Linked DNA regions of Homo sapiens: region 2 is linked to region 1. The links are chromatin loops, found by intact Hi-C in ENCODE. Cell type or tissue: PC-9. All regions are shown on one strand. Each heading gives the region's core, and the rest is flanking DNA. Links, peaks and the distances in the headings are about the cores only.

Region 1 (2,908 bases), core at 139-2,638:
CCAATGGATAGGATGTGGCTCTTTTAGTAAACACTGCGTTATCATTTCCTAAATAAAACGCAGTTGTGATTTTATCACAGAAGACACATCTATTACACATAGCACAGAAATATATAAAGTGGGCATGGAAGTGGCCCTGCCTTTGTCCTTGTCCCACTGTTGAGAAGAGGGTGGGCCCCCGGTTGAATGTGACTTGCGTAGAGTCGTGTGCGTGGCTCTAGGTTGTTTTATTGGTATATAAGAGTGATTTTTCCCAAAACCCCAGGCAGAATCATTGGTAATTCAGAATTAAAATAATATGGGTGTACTGTTTAAAGAATTTGAGAGCCAAACATTTGATGTTCTCTGGTTGTTGAAAATAGCGGGGTTATCAGTGGCCATTCAGGGATTCAGCCACCTATTGTTGCTTTTCAAGACGATGCATGTTTGTCATGCCATGGACCGTGCCTCCTTTGTAGATAAGCTGATTGAGTGTCATCACGTGGGCTTGGGTCCACCTGATGCCGTGGTTCCTTCCCTCTCTCACACGCGCCTTAAACAGAGAGTAGTCAGTCAGGGAGGGTGAGTTTCAGTTGGTTTCTTTAGCTCCTGTCTATATCAGTGCCCAGTGGTGAATCTTGCCAGGAGAGGTGGTGACCTGAGAAAAGGTGAGTTGTTGGGCAATATGTGGATTTTCCCTCCTGCAGTGCTGTCCCTGCCACTATGTACACCAGGTTTCCATGCCAGCTACATGTTGTAGGATATCACTGCAGTTTTGATATTCTGCAGATTCCCTTGAGATCAGAAAGGAGAGTGGGTGTAAGCAGTGTTGTAGGTCAGCTGCAGTTAGTGGGAAAGCGGTTCCAGCTTCAATGTGGGCCAGGCTCCCGCTCCCCCGTCAGTGTGGGACGGCCTCCCGCTCCCCTGTGCTGCGAGCTCCACGGCCAGCTCTCAGTGGCTGCCACAGTGCCGCCCCTGCTGTCCCGAGCCTACCTCCCCCTTCCTTCTGATGTGTGCACTTTGGACCCCACACTCTTTAGGTCATGGGCAGGAAAGGAGAGAGAAAAGACAAAACACAAATTCTGTGCTATTTTCAGCTGTTGATTCTTAAGGCAGGTGCCAGCCTTCCTGAGTACTAAGCAGGGCTGGTGGGCACTCCCCCAACCTGTCCCTCCCTAGACCCGAAGGAGTGTCCTTCTGTCTGCTGGTGAGACCTGGTGGAGGGTGTCTCTTTTGCACAGTGCAATTCCTGTGTGATTAACACGTTTCCACGTGTGCTCATGGTGGCTCCTGGATGGGACGGCAGCTAGGGAAATGAAGTTCTTCCCTTTCTGGTTTGTGTGTTTTCTGTTTCTTGGGTTTGGAGTCCGGCACGTGACTGCTCACTGTGGTTACTTGGAGTTAGAAATCCGGAGGAGACTCAGCCGGAAAGGTCAGACGTGGAGCCCGGCTTTGCCAACCACTAGGTGGCAAGCTTGCCGCTCAAGAGCCCCACGGGAGCCTCAGGACCAAATCCCAAGTCAGGGCCACAGGGGGTCCCGTCACCTTTTCCGATTAGGCAGCGGGGTGTGAGGTGAATGTGCGTGGCCTGTGGCTTTTATGCTGTTTCGATGTTAGGTGTAATCTGTTTTTATTGTTGAGAAGATTTGACTAGTTTTATATGTAAATTTACTGATTAATAATAACATATTAAAGTACATTTTTAAAATTAAATGGGCTTAACCAAGAATTGCAACTGCACATAGAAGTGAAACCATGACTAAATCATCACATTTGAAACAGGACGTGTGACTCGTGTGTAAAATGTGAACTTGTTACTCACATGTTTCTGGCTCATAGCTCAGAAGCTAGTTCCAGTGTGGGGATTGTTCTGTCTGAATAGATAGAGTTGAGATCAGGAAATAGCTGTTTGGTGTTTCTTGGGGTTGTCTTCTTACAGTTCAGGAGACCCTTCCTAAAGCCGGTCTTTTCTCACTTCCAGTCATTCCTGTATTCCATCAACCAGACAATCTGCTTGCGGTTGGATAGCATTGAAGCCAAATTGCAAGCCCTGGAGGCTACTTGTAAATCCTTAGAAGAAAAGCTGGATCTGGTCACGAACAAGCAGCACAGCCCCATCCAGGTTCCCATGGTTGCCGGCTCCCCTCTCAGGACAACCCAGATGTGCAACAAAGTGCGATGGTAAGAACAGACCAGGGTGCCGGGGCCTTCAGGTCACTTGGGGAGAAGCGCGTCACCTCCTCGCCCAGGCCCGCAGCTTAGTGGCTCAGTTTGCTGGAGATGCGCAGTGTCTGCCTCAGCAGTCTCAGCAGTTTCTAACTAAAGCTGACTTTAGTTAGACCGAAACCGAACACATGGCATCCTGCCAGGATGACCTGAAGTCATCCTCACCTTTCCTTTCCACATAAAGCCGGCCCATACACCTTTTCTTTGGAACTAACCCACCAGATCTTAGAAGATGTACACGTGCTTCTTTCCTTTTTCCTACTCTACCTGGCTAGTCTTTAGATATGTTTTTCTTCGTATGTGGTGTTTATACATTTCACATGAATATATCAAACTTTTCATTCAAATCTGCAGTTTTTATTTTGCTTATTTTTAAAAAGTAGAGTCTAATGAGTCTAATCTTAGAAGGCTGTGTGGTAGTTTGTGAACTGTTTGAGTGGAACCTTTATGATGTCTTAAGAAGTCTCGGACCTGCTTGGTGTCCACTCATCCAAGGCTTCCTGTCAGATATTCCAGCTGACAGCTCGCGCTGAAGCTCAGGCTCTGGTGTTGCTAACCTTCCCCACACCTGGCCAGAAAGAAGTCCTGCTTAAGGCAGTGGACACGGCACAGCTTTGTGCTTGACAAGGGGCCTTTTGACTGAGCGCTGCTCACTTCAGGTTCCCTGGCCTGGCTGTAGCCTTCTGCCCGGTGTGTCTGGGAG
Region 2 (2,908 bases), core at 179-2,678, 110 kb after region 1:
ACCACCATCACCACATCATCATCATCACCACCACCATCATCACCACCACCATCATCACCATCATTACCATCATTGTCATCACCACCACCACCACCATCACCACCACCACCATCACCACCACCACCACCATCACCACCACCATCACTATCATTACCATCATCATCATCACCACCATCATCACCACCATCATTACCATCATTGTCATCACCACCACGGCCATCATCGTCATCCAGGTCCCGTCATTACTATCATCGTCATCACCACCGTCTTCTCCTGCTTCTTCTCCATCATTATCATTGCTGCTGTCACCACCATGATTATCATCATCATCATCATCTCCATTGTTCTCATCCTTCTTCTCCTCCATGTGCCTCTATGTCTTCCCATACCTTTAACATGGGTTCCATGACTCCTTAGCATGGCTGCCATCATCATGTGGATGTGGATGGTGGTGGTGGTGATGATGGTGGTGATGGTGGTGATGATAAGGATGATGATATTGATTATGAGAGTTGTCTTAGTCCATCTGGGTTGCTTTAACAAAATACTATAAATTGGAGGCCAAGCATGGTGGCTCACACCTGTAATCCCAGCACTTCGGAAGGCTGAGGCTGGAGGATCACTTTAGGCCAGGAGTTCGAGATTAGCCTGGGCACTACACAGGAGGATCCATATCTCTACAGAACATTTTAAAATTAGCTGGGTGTGGTGGTGTGCACCTGCAGTCTCAGTTACTCAGGAGGCTGAAGTAGGAGGATTGCTTGAGCCCAGGAGGTTGAGGCTGCAGTGAGCAATGATCTCACCACTGTGCTCCAGCCTGGGTGGCAGAGCGAGACCCTGTCTCTAAAAAAAACCAAAAAAACCCATAAATTAGGTGGCTTATAAACAACAGAAGTTCCTTTCTCATAGTTCTGGAGGCTGGGAAGTCCAAGATTAACTTATCAGTAGAGTCAGTGTCTGGTGAGGCCCATTTCCTCATAGATGGTTATCTTACTGCGCCCTCACATGGCGGAAGGGGTAAGGGGGCTTTCTAGGGCCTCTTATAAAGCACGAATCCCATTAATGAGGGCTCTGCTTCTTAACTTCATCACCTCTCGAAGGCCCCACCTCCTAATCCCATCACTTTGAGGTTAAGGATTTCAACAAATGAATGTGGAGGGACACAAACACTCAGGCCCCAGCGTGGCCCAGCACCTGCAGAATGTGGCTTGGTGCAATCACTCTTTAAGCTCCCGCCCCTGGTTACTTGGTTTATTCCCCCCTCCGCCACACAAACCTCCAAGGCTGGGCTACTGATCATCCTCTTCCTACAGACGAGAGACTGCAGGCCTGGAGATGACACAGCCTGCTCAGGCCACACGGCCTGCAGGTGGCACTGCACTGCAGCAGCCGGGGACGGGCCCCACGTCCTCAGTGCCCTGTGATGTCATTTCAGTGTCGGAGCAGGGAGGGACCTGCTTGTTTTAGAGAAGGGGGTTCACCTGGGACACCCCTGAGCTTTGTCCCAAGCCTCAACAAGCCACTCACTTCCCACTTGGGAGTAGTTTCTCTGCACGCACCAGGCAGTGGGACCAGGGAAGAAATCGCGTCCACTAAGTGGTGTCGTCTGCCTGCAAGACCTGCACAGCTCCCAGGCCTATGGCTTTGGGCACCAGGTGCTGCGCCAGCGTCTGGAAATGATTAATTCCTGGGCACACCTGCTGTGTGCCCAGCCCTGGGGCTGAGGACGGAGCCCTTTCCTGCCATCATGGAGCCTGCATTGCACGGGGTGAGATGCGTGATAGAAGGACATATCCCACATCACGTGCACTGAAGACAAAGCTGTGAAAGGATAGAGTGTGGGGAGGGGCTTCTGTCTCAGATGTGGAGGTCAGGGACGTCCTCCCCAGCGGGTGACTTTGGAGCAGGGGCCTGAGGGACGTGGGCAGCCCGGCAGACCCCTCATTACATGTGTTAAAGCCTCCTCCGGTGGGGGGCTGGGCAGAGGCTATTGCAGTTGTCCAAACTTCCTGCAATGGCAGAACATTCTAGATCCGCACTGTCCAGTAAGGTGGCCACGAGTCACACGTGACTGTCGAGCTCTGGAAATGCAGCTGGTGCAGCTAAGGAGCTGAATTTTAAATTGTATTTAATTCTTGTCACTTTAAATGTAAATGTCTACCCATGGCTAGCAGTGACAGGGCAGGCCCACCTGGCCTTGGCGAAGCAGGTGAGTGCTGGAGTGTGTACTTTGAGGCTGACGGGTTTCTTGATGGATGGGTGGCGAGCAGAATGGGTTTTTAGCTGGCCAGGCCTTGGAGTTGTGAAACCTGGACTTTGTTTTATGGTGGTTCTGTGGTCTTGGACAGAGTTCACAACCTCACCAACTCTCTGTTTATTAAAAAGAGAGCGATGGCTCTGCTGGTCACGCCGGGACGTTGCAAGGCACAAATGCAGCAGACGTGAGCCTGTGTGTGGCTCACATTGGGTCAGCATTAGCCCCGCAAGCCACCCGAGGCGAGGGCCCCTGGCAACTCCAGGGCGGCTGCTTGACAAGGCGCTGCTGCCGCCTCATGTTCTCTGTTACCTGGCTTGGGGTCTTCTGGGCTCTGCAGGCCATGTTTGAGGTGGGTTGTGACCCAGTGCTCCAGTCTGACCCTCGACCCTCCCCCAAATCCCACCAGGGTTCCCATTCCACCGTGACCTGGCAGGAGATGTCAGACCGCAGCTGAGGGCCCTGCTGGTTTCCTACGAGGAGGCTGCAGATGGGAATGAGGACCTCACGGTCAAGGGCGTGGACACCTCCCGCCTGACAGATGACACATTTGTGAGTGGGTCCCCAGAGGTCTGCCCTGGCACCTGACAACCCCGGGAGGCAGGAACAGGTTAGAGCCAACTGTGGAGCTCATCAGAGAGGTGACTTTCAGTA

What was found. Hi-C counts contacts between places; a loop is a spot of excess contacts. Peaks named below come from ENCODE experiments on the same cell type or tissue, not always from the same donor. Only the 100,000 strongest peaks of a DNase experiment are listed, where the experiment ranks them.
Region 2: it touches region 1 in a loop (9-fold over the local background); 3 of 110 quality-filtered maps call a loop at or near these places.

Annotation. Positions count from the first base shown.
Region 1 is chr16:29,114,167-29,117,074 of GRCh38, forward strand. It overlaps the pseudogene RRN3P2. Among named protein-coding and RNA genes, the nearest start is that of LAT, 130 kb to the left of the region's middle. RefSeq lists an enhancer at 961-1,509. In PC-9, for the core only: CTCF peaks have their summits at 1,351 and 1,569; a DNase peak (open chromatin) is centred at 1,365.
Region 2 is chr16:29,226,907-29,229,814 of GRCh38, forward strand. It overlaps LOC102723708 (a long non-coding RNA gene), which reads right to left and starts at 1,617. Exons shown (of 2, transcript NR_188602.1): 1 at 1,277-1,617. RefSeq lists a silencer at 2,674-2,865. In PC-9, for the core only: CTCF peaks have their summits at 1,409 (motif pointing right), 1,613 and 1,814; DNase peaks (open chromatin) are centred at 1,395 and 1,635.